Linked DNA regions of Mus musculus: all the other regions are linked to region 1. The links are chromatin loops, found by intact Hi-C in ENCODE. Cell type or tissue: left cerebral cortex. All regions are shown on one strand.

The links. A loop is a pair of places that touch in the nucleus more often than their neighbours do. Peaks named below come from ENCODE experiments on the same cell type or tissue, not always from the same donor. Only the 100,000 strongest peaks of a DNase experiment are listed, where the experiment ranks them.
Region 2: a loop joins it to region 1, with 8 times the contacts of the local background. A loop is called at or near these places in 41 of 42 quality-filtered maps.
Region 3: a loop joins it to region 1, with 5 times the contacts of the local background. A loop is called at or near these places in 11 of 42 quality-filtered maps.

What each region holds. Positions count from the first base shown.
Region 1 is chr3:15,192,003-15,197,002 of GRCm38, reverse strand. No RefSeq gene overlaps it. Among named protein-coding and RNA genes, the nearest start is that of Gm33819, 37 kb to the right of the region's middle. In left cerebral cortex, a CTCF peak has its summit at 2,428 (motif pointing right); a DNase peak (open chromatin) is centred at 2,437; H3K27ac peaks cover 551 bases.
Region 2 is chr3:14,871,450-14,876,449 of GRCm38, reverse strand. It overlaps Car3 (carbonic anhydrase 3), which reads right to left. Exons shown (of 7, transcript NM_007606.3): 7 at 4,069-4,908. The coding sequence ends at 4,789. Among named protein-coding and RNA genes, the nearest start is that of Gm41999, 9.9 kb to the right of the region's middle. In left cerebral cortex, CTCF peaks have their summits at 1,878 (motif pointing left) and 4,822; DNase peaks (open chromatin) are centred at 1,875 and 4,880.
Region 3 is chr3:14,677,465-14,682,464 of GRCm38, reverse strand. No RefSeq gene overlaps it. Among named protein-coding and RNA genes, the nearest start is that of Car13, 38 kb to the right of the region's middle. In left cerebral cortex, a CTCF peak has its summit at 3,093 (motif pointing left); DNase peaks (open chromatin) are centred at 3,073 and 4,143.

The DNA of each region.
Region 1 (5,000 bases):
AGCCATCTCCCCAGTTCTGGGATAATCTGAATTTCTTTTTTAGTTTCATTCTCAAAATGGAAATTTATATTATACATAACTACTTACTCCAACAAGAATAACCTTATACTATTTTTACTTCATATGAATGACAAATTTCTTGGCAGATAACTTCATTCTTTTTTAATGCTTTTTTTTACAACAAAAAAACATAAATTGGTCATTTCTTGTTTTACATAGTTTAAAAACATATATACGTATATATCTTTTTCTTAATTTCTGAGGCTTAACTTTTTAAGGCTAAATGAATATCCCCTTCAGAGCCACACCTATATTAAGAGTGATTTTTGTAGAAATATCATCTTTCAGAAATGAGAAGGTATCAACTACTGCAGGTTGGTGAGTATGGGAAGGCAGGTACATGCTGGACACAGACACATGGCTATAGTTCCTACTGAATACTAAGACTCCTCAGTGGCTCCCTAGGTTAAGATTGCTTCTAAACAGAGTATCACTGGCCATGGCTCTTCTGTTTCTCTTTCCTTTGATGTTCAAAAGAAATCTGAGTGTGAAATCTGAGCTGTTTATGAGGCATGTTGCACAGCTCACATGTCTATAAAATAAAAATACTACTTACTCCTTGTGAAAATGAAACCAAAAGAACTTTGTGTGCAGTGTCTGGTACAACAAGCAAACTATGCTAACATTCCCAACAGATGCTCAAAGGTCACACAGGCTTCTTTCAAGCTACTCTCTGGGTACAGGATTATGTTGAGCAAGAAGTTATTGTGAATCCATGTGATGGTGTACAGAACACAGCTGGGTTGATCTGGGTTGTCAGATTGCTAGCTGAAAACTGTCTCTTCTTGGCGAGGATGGATCCAAGAACAATAAAAACCTTCATTTGAAGAATTGCTATCTCTAACATATTACAAGCTTGTTTTCCTCCATCTGCCCTAGCTGGATCCTTAACTGGACTCACATACATGTGACATATACATCTAACAGGATTCTCATTGTTCAGACAGAGCTAGCTTCTGACCAAATGGCCCAAAGTAGCCTTCAGTGCTGGCTAATTCTTTTTACTCATTTGTTTTGTGCATTTGTGTGTCTGCTTCTCTTCACCAGACTGTAAGTTTCCAGAGAGCAGGAACGTTTATGCCTTTTTGCTGGATCTCCACAGGTCACACACCTACATATATTTAGTGCAAAACAGCATTAAAAATATTTGTTGAGTGTACATTTGAATGGCAGGCCATGTTTGACACAATGCAAACACCTACAAGACAGTCATCAAGTTATTACCATTACCAGTGACCTACTTATCTGAGGTTATGAAGCAGACGTTCAATAACATTCTTCGATAAATTAAAGAGCAAAAATCTTATTTAACATGTAGTTGAGAATAGTCTCAATCAATGAGTCTGTGGTTTAGGAAATGTTTACCAACTCTAACTCCAGGGTAAGGCAAAATACAGTGGTTAGAAGGCATAAGAATTCCCATATCCAGTAGTCAGGAGTTATACAACTACATGCTCCCCTGAAACATGTGTGGCATCCCTCAGGACACTGGAATTTAAGTAATCTCTCCTTCCATCCATCAAATCTACTCTTCTTTCTTGAAAAGACTTGCTCAATGTGTATTGCTTCTAAGAATGATGGATGTATGTTTCTCAAGAATCCAGAAACACAAAATTAATTCCAACATATTTTTGTATCACTCTCTGTTTTTCAGGGTCCAGAGAAGGAGCAGTGAACTGGAACATGTCTGGTAAGCAGAAGACTATAAACAATAGTTCTGTGATTGATGCAAGAATGAGCCAACAGACATTTCAAAATCAAAAGTGAAGCCAGCAAAAATTACATCTTCCAGCACCTGCTTTGTGTCCCTGTCTCCCCAGGACGTGCTATACATGGTAGCTGAATCACTATCATGGTAGCTGATCCATGCCCATGCTATCTCTGAGACAAACCAAAGGAGGGTACAAATTCTACTTGGAACAGACAACCATAGTTAGTGGTAGGCCTAAGCTAATATTGAAACAATTTCTGCTCCTTTTCATTGGCTTGATGGACTATGAGGGTTACACATTTCACACATGTTTCATAATAATCAATATGCCTAATACTTATTTTATGATTATTTGTCAAGGACTTGTAATTTGTGGTTTCTGAAAATAAATAAATAAGAGAGTGTCACAGGAAGCCAGATTAGAAATCTTAGAAAATTTTACCAAAGTCATTTTCAGCTAGAATATGAGATTCAGAAACTGGCCTTCCCCTTGACATAGAGAGTCAATTTGGTAAACATGGTTGGTCAATAAAGGTGTAAAATTATGATGGTATAATGTTTTAGAAAAGTGGTATATCTCATCAAGTATCCTCTTCAAGGGAAAGAGCTTGCTCAGCTCACATCTCCAGACTGATCCTTCTCGTTTCCACATGTTGCCACCAGATGGCGAGGCAGTTATGCAAAAGCAATCTGTTCATGAGTGCGTCCAAGAAGAAATGACAGCAGTGGGAACTGCAATTCAGTTGAAAGCGGTCACGGCACTTGCTCACTGATGAAGACGGCCTTGCTCGTTTTGTCTTTCCTTTTTTTAGAGTAAAAACTGATGGCTACCTATCCAAATCAGAGACAATTTGAGCAATAAAGTCTCAGAAAGCTTTTTTTTTAAATCAGAAACTCTATCATTCATAATTGGATTTTTAAAACAACACCAAAGATCAAGTATTAATAACCAACCCCTGCACCCTCTAATTGTTACTCGTTTTCTCTACCCCCTAAAATCTGCAAATAGTTAATTCTTCCTAATTTCCTTCAACTAATCTGTAGTAATCATATAGTTTTAAATTGTCACTTACTACCTTCTGGCTATCATCTGATTAACTAATCTCAAGATATTCGAAAATTCAGAGAAGTTCTATGAACCAATAAAATTCAAAACCATCACATTGACAAAACCAAAGAGTGACTAAGAAACTGTCATGTCCTAGAGAAATCCATAAAGACATAATATCTAAATGGATTGTGATATCCCAGATAGAATTCCAAAGCAGAAAAGGATATTATATAAAAATGATAAAGGATGAAATGAACAGAATACTAATGTAATTCATATTGGTTTATTAATGAATAAAAGAACAAAGGTATGTGCATCTATAGAAATTAAAACAAAGCAGAGAAGGAGAAAGAGAGAGATAGAAACAGAGACAGAGAGACAGAGAGAAGAAAAGAAACAAAAATAAAAGTTCAGTCCATAAAACTAAACAATTCCTGGAAATTCCATGAAAATAAAATTTGAAAAATCAGTAATTTGAGAACCTGAATTTCTCCTACAAAATAAATTTGTATGCCTCAAGACTCTTTGCAAGCCTCACTCTGTGAAACCCAAATAAAATAAGAAGAACATTAAGTCTATGGCACAGTGCCTTATTTGGTGTTAAAGACGTAGGCTGAGGCTCTGTCTTTACTAGCAATAGGGTCTGGAAATACTGTCTTTGCCAAGGGTATAAGAAGGGCAAAACTATGCAGAGAACCTTGGTGACAACTATAGTAGGTATTATGCAAGACAGGCCAAAATCTCTCTCTCTCTCTCTCTCTCTCTCTCTCTCTCTCTCTCTCTCTCTCTCTCTCTCTCTCTCTCTCTCTCTCGGGAGCTTTTAAGAAGTGGCCATCTAAGTGATACAGACTAAGGGTGGGGTATAAAGGCTAGTGAGTATAAATAAACAGGCCATCTATTTCTCTGAAGTTGCCCAATGTATATAGTCACTACCATTTTATGTTCAGCAGCTTCAGAGATCTGCTAGAACCTCTCACTATTTGGGTAATTGTTGCTCTCATTACATCAAGAAATAGGACAAGAAACAGCCTAACCCCAAATTATGCTGAATTATGGTACAGGACATAGTGCATATTCCCTATAAATGTTTAAGACACATTAATAAATGCTATGATCCTAACTCATTTCCATGAAAAGTTTTATTCTTAAAAGGAACACATTCTTAATTAGAAATATAAAGACTACATGAAGCTTAATTGCTTTCTTGATATCAAATTAGAAGACTTCATGTCCAAGGCAATGAGGAATAGATATGACTGACTACTTTGAAACAGTTTTCCAGTTTTTGTTTGTTTACTTTTATCTAAAGTTTCGTAATTGAGAGTAGTTTAGTGTCAGATACCATGACATCACAGCTGAAAGGAAAGGAGAGTCTTTGGATGTTCTTTCAGGTCATTTTTAGTTTTGTTTGTTTGTTTGTTTGTTTGTTTGTTTGTTTTCTAGTCTTAACTCTTCAAGAAATACACTTAATCTATAAATGCAAAGAAACATCCCAGGAGTCACTGTCTGTGACTGAGAACTTCCAGGCTGTGCTAAAAAATGTCTTTTATGAAGACAATTTCCTGGTGGGCTGGTAAGACGCCCATGGTAGTAGTTTCAGTCCAACCACAACCACCTTACTGCAGTGTCATCACTAAGCATTAAAACAAAATAGCGATGACAGATGAAATTTATGTATGAGAAAATGTTGCATTAATAAGAAAGCAAACAGCCAGAGCATTGCCAAGGGAAACTGAGGGGAAGCCGGTTACTGGAGGCTGGGGGCAGGGGGGAGGTGGGGAGGAGAGGTTGTTGATGGTGCTAAAGTTGTTAGGAAAAGTAAGGGGTTCACTCCCCAGTGTCACTGCACAGTTGTGGGCAGTAATGTGATCTATATTACAAGCAAGAAAACATGGATTATTTAGTATTTTAGTTACAAATGAAAAATATTGGAGACAGATTTTTTTTGCCTGATTTAAATTTACATATTGGTACGTACAGTGAAACATCCCATGATAGCTCCCTGAAATACATTTTATGTACGTATGTAGCAGTTATAACAAACTTCATTTTCATGAAAAAGAAAAAAAGAAACATTTTAAATTCATAGACATAAAATTGTAACTAAGCAGTTTTTATATATTTAAGTAATAAGTCTTAAATTTAGAAACCTTGTTAGCTTTCTTGACAATTAAGAAT
Region 2 (5,000 bases), 320 kb after region 1:
GGAGTCTTTCTGCCTTCAATATTCAGATGGACTTTCCCCCATCATGAAGCACCTTGGGGACCCTGTTTCATGACATTTGAAAAGCCAGTGTCGAAGAGAAATGAACATTATAACTCTTTGGCCTCTGCTCTCTGCCTGATTTTCTGGATGTCAGTCTCACCAATCGCACATCTTGTACAGTAAGAACAGAGCTCCCAAAGCAGAAACTTCCTCATGAAAAATTATTTAACCTTCCTCTAAACTACCTCTTTAGGCAATGTGTTGGTTCAGTATTCCTCTGCTGCATATTTTGCTTTTAAATATCATCACTGGGCTAGCAGATGGTAAAGTCTCCTGCTGCCAAGATTAAAGACCTAAGTTTGATTCCTCAAGATCCATGTAATAGAAGGAAAGAATTGACTTCCAAAAGTGCATGAACACACACACCACTGAACTACCTACCTAAGTGCATACACACACACACACACACACACACACCACTGCACTACCTACCTAAGTGTACACACACACACCACTGAACTACTTACCTAAGTGCATACACACACACACACCACTGCACTACCTACCTAAGTGTACACACACACCACTGAACTATCTACCTAAGTGCATACACACACACACACACACACACCACTGAACTATCTACCTAAGTGCATACACACACACACACACACACACACACCACTGCACTACCTACCTAAGTGTACACACACACCACTGAACTACCTACCTAAGTGCATACACACACACACACACACACCACTGCACTACCTACCTAAGTGTACACACACACACCACTGCACTACCTACCTAAGTGTACACACACACCACTGAACTACCTACCTAAGTGCATACACACACACACACACACCACTGCACTACCTACCTAAGTGTACACACACACACCACTGCACTACCTACCTAAGTGTACACACACACCACTGAACTACCTACCTAAGTGCATACACACACACACACACACCACTGCACTACCTACCTAAGTGTACACACACACACCACTGAACTACCTACCTAAGTGCATACACACACACACACCACTGCACTACCTACCTAAGTGTACACACACACCACTGCACTACCTACCTAAGTGCACACACACACCACTGAACTACCTACCTAACTGCACACACACACCACTGCACTACCTACCTATGTGCACACACATACCACTGAACTACCTACCTAAGTGCACACACACACACACAATTTTAAAGAAATTCACCAAATATAAGCAGAATTAAGTGAGAATGCTCATACCTCTTTCTCTCGTCTGAACAGATGAAGTCTAGATCCCTAACACTGCAAACAGCTACATGAAAGCGGGAACTTGGGATTGTAATAAGCCATTAGACATTTTCTAACATGAAGTAAAATTAATTTTAAAAGGATAAGTGTTAACTCTTACTGAGAAATTTGTCAGAATGACACTTCGTTATATTTTAAGTGTATTGACTTAATTCTTTAACTCTCCCTATAGATCCTGTTTTCCTCCACACAGGCACGCAGACTACAGTCCCCCGTAGGCTCCTGTCCAGCAGACGCTGTGTGATTTTTCCCATCTGTCTACATACGGGATAGGACCTTATATGCTCAGTGTTTATCAGTCTCGCAGTCCAGTGAGTGCTTCCCAGTTAGCCTCACCTCCCTTTTTCAGTTAAGATTCTTATGAATAAGTAAAAATCCTTCATCTTTTTGATCAGTCACTATTAATAGAAAATATTAAACCTGTAAGCAAAGGAAACATGATGTCAGTTCAAAGTAGTTTGAAAAACTTAGCAACTTAGACATCTACGTGATTGTAACATAGGGTGGCTTTAAGAGCTATTAATTTGCAACAGAGATTTTATCGCCATCTAGTGCCCAAAATGAAAATAACATGTAAACATGGTTAGATCTTACAATTTAAGTCTCACTCCCAGGGATTCATCTATTAAAATTCATTAAGTTTTCATACATTAAATGTGAACAAAATCTGGCATATAGAGTTCTTGTTTATTATTAATAATTTTATATTTTATGCTAAATTATATACTATACGTGCCCAGAGTTCATTCTTAAATTGAAGAATATCTAGAACTAATTTTCAGTAAATGCAGCTAATGTGTTATTGGACTATGCAGCTAATTTTTTAGGTTAATTTTGCTTGTGTTGGTTGTTATTCTTGTATCTTATGTACCTATTTAGGACTTGTTCATCTCAATAAGATTTGTTTAATGACATAAATGGCCCCAGTTAGATGCTGAGAACTGTAGCTGTCTACACATACACTGTCTACGTAGAATAGTTCTCACTTGTCTACGAAATGAGTCAGTTATTTGAATTTTGAAATGTTTTACATTGGAGTCCCCAGTTCTATAATAATTTATAAATGTAGGAACTAGAAAGTATTTGCACCCCTCAGCCTACCACCTGCTGCCATCCTCCCTGCAGGCTTTCAAGCACACCATTATCTGACCATTGGCTTCTCCCCACTTTGAAATGCTAAGATACCTGCAATTATACCCAGAAGAATAAGGCTGACGGGTTCCAGAGCCATTTTAGATGGCAGCTCATGGCAAACTGCTCTACAAGCTCTACTGCCTGAGGTGCAATTGTTTGGAGGCCTGTACTCAATCTGGAAAATGGTGGCCCTTGAATGCAGAAGCACGTATCAGCTTTCAATACTCCAAAAGACGTTTATTGTGGCAGTGAACCTTTTTCATGATATCATCTGTTCACCTAAACCTTAGCAAGTGGTTCAATTCTTCTGGACACAGTATTAGGTGCCGATGGTGCCATGCCCATGGTGGAAATAGAGCCTATGCCCTCGTGGAGCACAGCCACAAGGTCCAGGGAGACAGCCTCCTCTAGCTTTGTCCAGCCAGGCACTAGAATAGTAACCATTTTTAATCAGTGTGAGACCACGTGCCTCCCAGACATAGCTTAAATAATGGATACAGTCTTTACAGAGCTCTGAACATTACAAGCTAAATGCCCTGAGACAAGCAGCTTGTGTATTACCACTAATGATCAGAGCTCCACACCTCCTAATTTCAAGGGATTTAATTAACACATCCTCTTCACACTGACCAACCTGGTTTTGCCTCACCCAAGTGGTAATCTATTAAATAACTCCAGCCTCACAGGACTTTATCACATGGTCTGACTTCCAGTGCCTCGGGGCTCCCGGACCCAGGACTGTTCTCACTGCCTATTGCTACCCTTTTCTACAGTCACTAACACATCAGCCACTCAGAGCTGAAAGATAACCACCTTTTGGCTGTGCAACTGGACTTTGTGTTTAGAAACATTAAATGTATCAAAAGTCGATATATGTCTTCCTGCACTGTCGGGACATGTCATTTTGTGGTACTTTTTTGTACATTTTTTAAAAAGATGATATAAAAGGTTCTGTTATGACTAAAAAGAGCACTAGCTCATAGCACTGGCCTGGATCCCAGAGTCCTCGTCAACTTTGACTTAATGCTTTGGGAGCACTCACATGATGAGATGGGCCAACACCCACTGCCCAGGTTGGCAGCTTGGTCTGACTCCCTTACCGATTGCCTTGCCCTCAGAAAGATAAATACTGAATATCTCCTTTCATTCATATAAATCAGAATTAAAATTATATGTGTGTAGACATATGTGTGTAGTCGTGAAACTAGAAAAGGGATCATGAAGGGGAGAAAGAGATCTTAAAGAAGAAGGCCAATGGAATTCCTATTAAAGCAGAGGAGGGGACTTTGTGGGAAGCTGTCACCTGGAGAGGGCAGTGATGGAGGGCTGAGTTATAACTAAGCATAATCACTAACACGAATGACACTGCCATAGTGAAGCTTGTCACTTCATATGTTACCTTAAAACAAGTGACTTACCCTGAATTTTCAGTTTAAGGAAAAGACACACATTCTTTTCATTTGCCATCTGTCTTTTATTGTTTCTGTGATCAATGCAAGCTCTTGGCTTCAGTGTTGACATTCCCTCCTTCCTGTTCCAGGAACCAGACATCCCAGCCTCCAACTCAAAAGACACCTGACACAGTTTTTTTTGTTGTTGCTGTTTTTGTTTTTTTTTTGTTTGTTTGTTTTTGTTTTTAATAGGCATGCAAAGATTAAAGTAGTGAAATAAAAAATAAATGGCTCTACTTTGGGCAAAGAAAACCATCTTTATGAAGAAGAAATTTAAATGCTGGATCAAACATTTTAAAACACCTGGCTTCATGGGTGTGTTTTATAGGTGACTAAAACCAGGCAAACTTGGTAGTAGGCAAATTTTTAACGAGTGATGGATTATCGCTGGTATTATTTGAAGTAAAACACATTATGAATTCAGTTTTTGAGATCTACAATGATGTTAACGTGTGTTTTCACTTAAGTGTGGTAAGGTCCGCATACTCCTCCATACCCGGATACATAGCATGGGCCCATCACTTCTGTAGTATTTGTAACTCAGCCTGAAAGTAGGAGTGCTGAGATTCTGAGTCTAATATGCTCAGTGAGCCACTGTTCTCTATCGCTATTTTTCCATCTATTTCTTCCTCACTGAATTCATACTAGAAATACTAATTATTATTATTTTTTTTTAGAACAGGTGGTTATTAAGAATGTTAGGTGTGAAATTCATGCTTCTGGGTGAGATCATGTCAAAAGGCACTGCGGTTGCATGTGACTGCTTCTCCTCTTCCTCTAGGTGTTGTCGGACAGCTTGGAGTAGGGAGCACCAGGAGGAGACAAGCAGGCTCTTCAGGGGCAGAGTTTCTTGCCCGAAGAGGGCAAGCTCAGAGCCTTACTTGAAGGAGGCCCTCACCACCCTGCCCTTGACAGGCTGAGGAGGGCGCCAATTCCCCACCAGAGGCACCGGGGGCTCATTCTCTGCGCTGGAGAAGAGGCTGCGCAGCTTGGCCATCTGCAAGAGGAAGCAGACTGTTAGAAACCACAGGCTTTCTAACTGGCCAGACAAACCACAGCCAGGCTCCAGGGATAGGTCCTGAGTTTGTA
Region 3 (5,000 bases), 510 kb after region 1:
TCCTGATCAGAGCCCTCCCAATCAGATGCATTCACTGCAAACAACAAGGCAGACAGGCCTTCTCCTGGGGCCCTATCCCTCTCTTAATACTTGCTAAAAGGCAGTTATGCCCCCTCTAACACCTCTAATGTGATTCTCAAAGGCTCCATTCCTCCTGAATGTACACTGCATTTCTGTTGTAGCCACGTGCTCTAGTCACATTCAAATTAGATATGGGATTTAAATAAAACTTGAAATATATGTAAAGTTATATGCAAGTTTATAAAACTATATGTAAACTTAAAATTTGATGAGAAGGGGAAAATGCTTATTTCTATGTCACCTGACATAAATACAGTATGAGCAGTAGGGCGATCCATTTTGACCTGTTTTTATTTCTCCGGTTCCTAGTTCTGCAGATACCCTCCTGCCATCTCCCCTTTCTGCTCTGACTTTTGAGGCAGAGTCCCTTGTTTCCTATCTCCACTAGAAGCAGAGGCTTCTTAAATACAGTATCTCCTTTACTATCAACTTCAATGAGTCAAATCAGTAAACCATGCTGGCCCAACTGCTATCTAAATGTCTTGATTAAAGCCTTGAAGATTTTATAGCACTGATGTACTGTTAATTTGTCTCTCAAGGCATGCTCTCATACTTACAGTCTTAAGAGATTAATATCTGACCCACCTACCTTCTCAGGATGGTACGATCTGTTGACAATGTCAGTAGTGTCACCTAGTGTCAGAATCTAACAGGAATCAGGCCCCAGGTTCTTGCATCTCCTTGATTGGCAGCATGCGCACAGGTCATGTTTATTAGGTCATGTTTATTAGGCATCTCAAGCACTGTGGTAATCATATGAAATATAAAGCAATACAATGTGGCAGGAGTAAGGGAATACCTGGCAGAATCATGCTGAGATGTCCCCCTAAGGAATCATGACATGTGACAGACCTGTCATAAAGAAGAATTATTGTGAGGGAGGGAACAGAGACCTGAAATAGAGGTAGACAGAGAAGGACAGGAAGAGAGAGGAAGAGAGACCAGCCAGGAGCCTGTAGGAACACAGAGTGAGAGTGAAGAAGGAGATGGAGAAGAGGAGGAAGAGAAGAGGAGAGGAGAGGAGGAGTGGGAAAAGGAGGAGTGTGGGGAGGAGGAGAAAGAGGAGAGGCTGGGGTAACAGTCCTCTATGGGCTGCTGCACCTAGCTTACACATGGCTGTGTTTAATGATGTTGGGCAGAGCTAGCAGAATTGTCTATAAGTCAACTGTGATTACTTTAAGAGCAATGCCTTCTGAGCTGAAGGGGTTTGCAACCCCACAGGAAGAACAATATCAACCAACCAGAGCTCCCAGAGCCACCATCCGAAGAGTACTCATGGATGGACCCATGACTCCAGCTGCATATGTATCAGAGGATGGACATCAATTGGAGGAGAGACCCTTGGTCCCGTGAAGGCTCGATACATCTATGTAGGGGAATGTGAGGGCGGAGAAGCGGAAGTGGGGGAGGCATACCCTCATAGAAGCAGAAGGAGGGGGAATGGGATAGGGAGGGTTTTTTTTTTTCCTGTGGGGGGGAATCAGGAAAGGAGATAACATTTGAAATGTACATAATTTAAAAATCCAATTTAAAAAAAAAGAACAATGCCTTCTGCAAGATGATATTCCACTTTTATGACTAGAGAGTGAGAGCCGATGATGGTAAGAAACGTGGTGGCATTCGCCAGCTATTTTACCTTACTCATCACCCTTCTGTCATGGCCACTACTGTTAACCTCAACTTTAAAAGTACTCAGTCAGATGGAGCTCAGTGGTTAAGAGCATTGTCTGCTTTCCCAGAGGTTTTGGTTCCGTCCCCAGCACTCACATGGTGGCTCCTCGCAACCTTCTGTAACTCCTTTTACAACACCCTCTTCTGCTTTCCGAGGGCACCAGGCACACAAGTGGTACACAGACATACATGCAGGCAAAATACCCCTACACATTGTCGTCGTCGACGTCATCGTCGTCGTTGACGTCGTCGTCATCGTCATCATCATAAGTAAATACATTTAAAAAGAGGTTTTCAGATATTCCATCAATAGTGCTCATAGGCTGGCTTGGATATCTCGGTTATGGCTGAGTTAACCGAGGCCCTCAAAACACAAGAAAGACATTTATTTGAAAAAAACGGAGTTCCTGGGCCTCTGAGCTTCAAAATTATAACCAAAGTCCCAGAAATTTTGTATGTCTGTTTTCTTTAATTCCAAAAATGTCTTTTAAGGAGTAGAACTGTGTGGGTGGGTGGGTGGGTGGGTGGGTGGTTATGTGAATGGGACACGAGGGGAACCGTGAAGCTGAACCAGATAGCAGACTACTTGGAGCTCCGACCACAAGGTCTTCCTCTTTAGCAGCAGAAAAGCGGAGCTGGGCTTGGCGATGGGCTGTGGAAAAGAAGCCTGTAATAAATGAGCCTTTGGCATTCACCTGCGTAATTGCTTTCAGGCCCTCGGTTAACCCAGTACTCACGCATAGGGTTCTATTTGCCGAAAACTTGGGAAAGAATTATGTAGAGGGGTGCAGGTGAAGCCCCTCTCCTAGCATTGATAGCAGGACTTAAATCCAGCGGTTTGCACCTGAGACCACTCCCCTTATGAAACTCTCCCCCATCCCCCACTCCCACCCCAGGGGAGGCCGCGCAGGCTGTTTACTGTTAATGAACTTTCCCCCAACCTCTCTCCTCCCTGGCAGCTGCAGAAGCAGGGTCCCGCGGGATCTGTGTGGCACCCAGAGGAGTGTGTGGTACCAGAACAGGTGGCAGGCTGCTGCTCCCTGAGGAGGATGGCCAGGAGATACACATGGAGGCAAGGGGAGGAGGGAGACAGATGAGAGCAAAGAAACTACAAGACACTAAGTGTGCTTGAGTTACTAATAAGCATCAATGAAACAGTCCCTGCGGGTCTTAGCAATAAAGAGGAAATGCTGTCTGGAAGGAGCTGGGAATCTGCGCTGACCAGAGTGAGCAAAGTGGTGGTTTTAAGCTGCCCTCTCTACTTTTCCACATACTTACCTGGTCTGCATCCTCAGAGAGTATCAGTTTTATACGCCAGCAGTGCCACCTCCTGGTTACAAAGAGGATGAAACATGGAGGTTTTTAGAAGAACTTCCCTGGATTTTCTTTTCCCCTGTTAACGTTTCCTTACCCGCTGCTAGGCTAGAATCACTTTTCCTTCGCGTTCTCATTTTCTGCAAGAGTTACTTTCGCGCCCGCTCACACTCTCCTGGGGTCTCTTCTGGAACATGTCTCTCACCACAATGCTGTTTTAACAGGTATGGTGTGAGGAACTAAATGTGTTCCTTATGTTATCAAAATGGCCACAGCAGTTCAAAGTATGAAACAACACTGAAAGAGTTTGTAAACTTATGTATTTTACATGTCCATGTCCACTCATGCAATAACACCCCAAAGCTGTAGTGTCTTTTGAGGGGTGGTTGAAGAAAGCTTTGCACATAATGTATTAGTAAAGCTAGCTTAAACAAACAAACAAATAGTGAGTTGCACACTGTGGCAGTCCCAGCACTCAGCTGGTAGAGGTAAGGAGAATCATTGAAGAGTTCAATGCCAACCTACTCTACACAACAAGCTCCGAACAAACAAGAAGGCACATTTTTCAGTCTATGCATAGTCATCTATAGAAGCATAAAACTAACAGAAATTCAATTACACTGCAATCCATATACTCTTTCTAATGTCCATGAAAAACTACTTGCGAAATAATCATCTGTTGGTATTTACCATGTTCTGTCATGCTAGAACACTATTTAACAAAATAAAACTACTGTCCTTAAGAGAGACAAAGAAAAGAGGGAGGGGGGAGAAGGGGAAGAGAGGCGTGGAGACTGGGAGAGGTGGGAGGAGGGAGGCAGAAATACTTGAATTATGCTGTTAATTTTACTGTACTGTGAAAAAAGTAAGAAACTGGGGTAAGAAAAACAAAAAGAAACAAACAGGAACACATCTTCAGGAGCAGGGTTCCAGAAAGTCAGTTTGAGGAAGCAACATTAAAAAGAATGAGAAAACGACCCAGATGAATTGTGTGGAGAAAAATACTCCAAGGGAATATGAAAAAGAATGTTCTAAAAGCAAGATGTGTTGATGAGTCAGCACAGAGGGTGGGGTTTGGGGAAGGGAGTGGGTAGAACAGCAGTGCTCAAATCATGAGGAATTCCCTAGGACACATCTAGACTTTCTGGGTCAGGGAATCTGAGTGGTGCTCCTCAGTGTGAAGACCTTTGACCTGCTGGGTAACAATCCCACCGGCTGCTATACATTAAGTGTACAGCAGCGATGGGGCAGGACCAGCTGTGCAGATGTTAAGGCAGCTTGCTAAGGACATCTATATAGTTTTGACAGAAAATGGGCAGAAGACTGTGAGACCTGAGTAGCTAATGCCACCCTTGTTGAGGAGAGTTTGCAGGGAGAGCCACCATTTCCAGAGAGGATCTGGGTAGGGGGATGGGCAGTGAGTACCACTGAGAAATCTGTCTAGACACATTATCAAAGATCCCTGGGAGCCATCCACAGGTAAATGGACATGAGCCCAAACTTCAAGAAAAAGAGATTTAAAAATAAATAAAATGGTGTCATCTACTTTTAAAAAAATGGAACATACGCAATTTTAGCATATTGAAATCGCTATCTCCAAGATTTTTTTCCCTTAGGAAGAATTAAATGAAGCATATCCTCTTAATGTTTCAATCTCTCTGAATTTTACCAAGGGAACTTTTCTGGCAGTGTACATGACAAGGAGCAGTTTGTTCAGGTGGGCATGTGGCATACGGTGGGTGAACCAGCCTGACTCCATCTTAATATCAGTAGCCATCTTGTTGTTACAAGGTCAAAATAAGTTCGCTTTTATTTTCCATAAAATTTTAATTTCTATGTCTCAGCATTTGACTAGATCATAACTTGAACCTTTCTGGAATTCAACTTAAATCCACACCTGCCTGAGAATTGACCTACACCCACCCTGAGAAGAT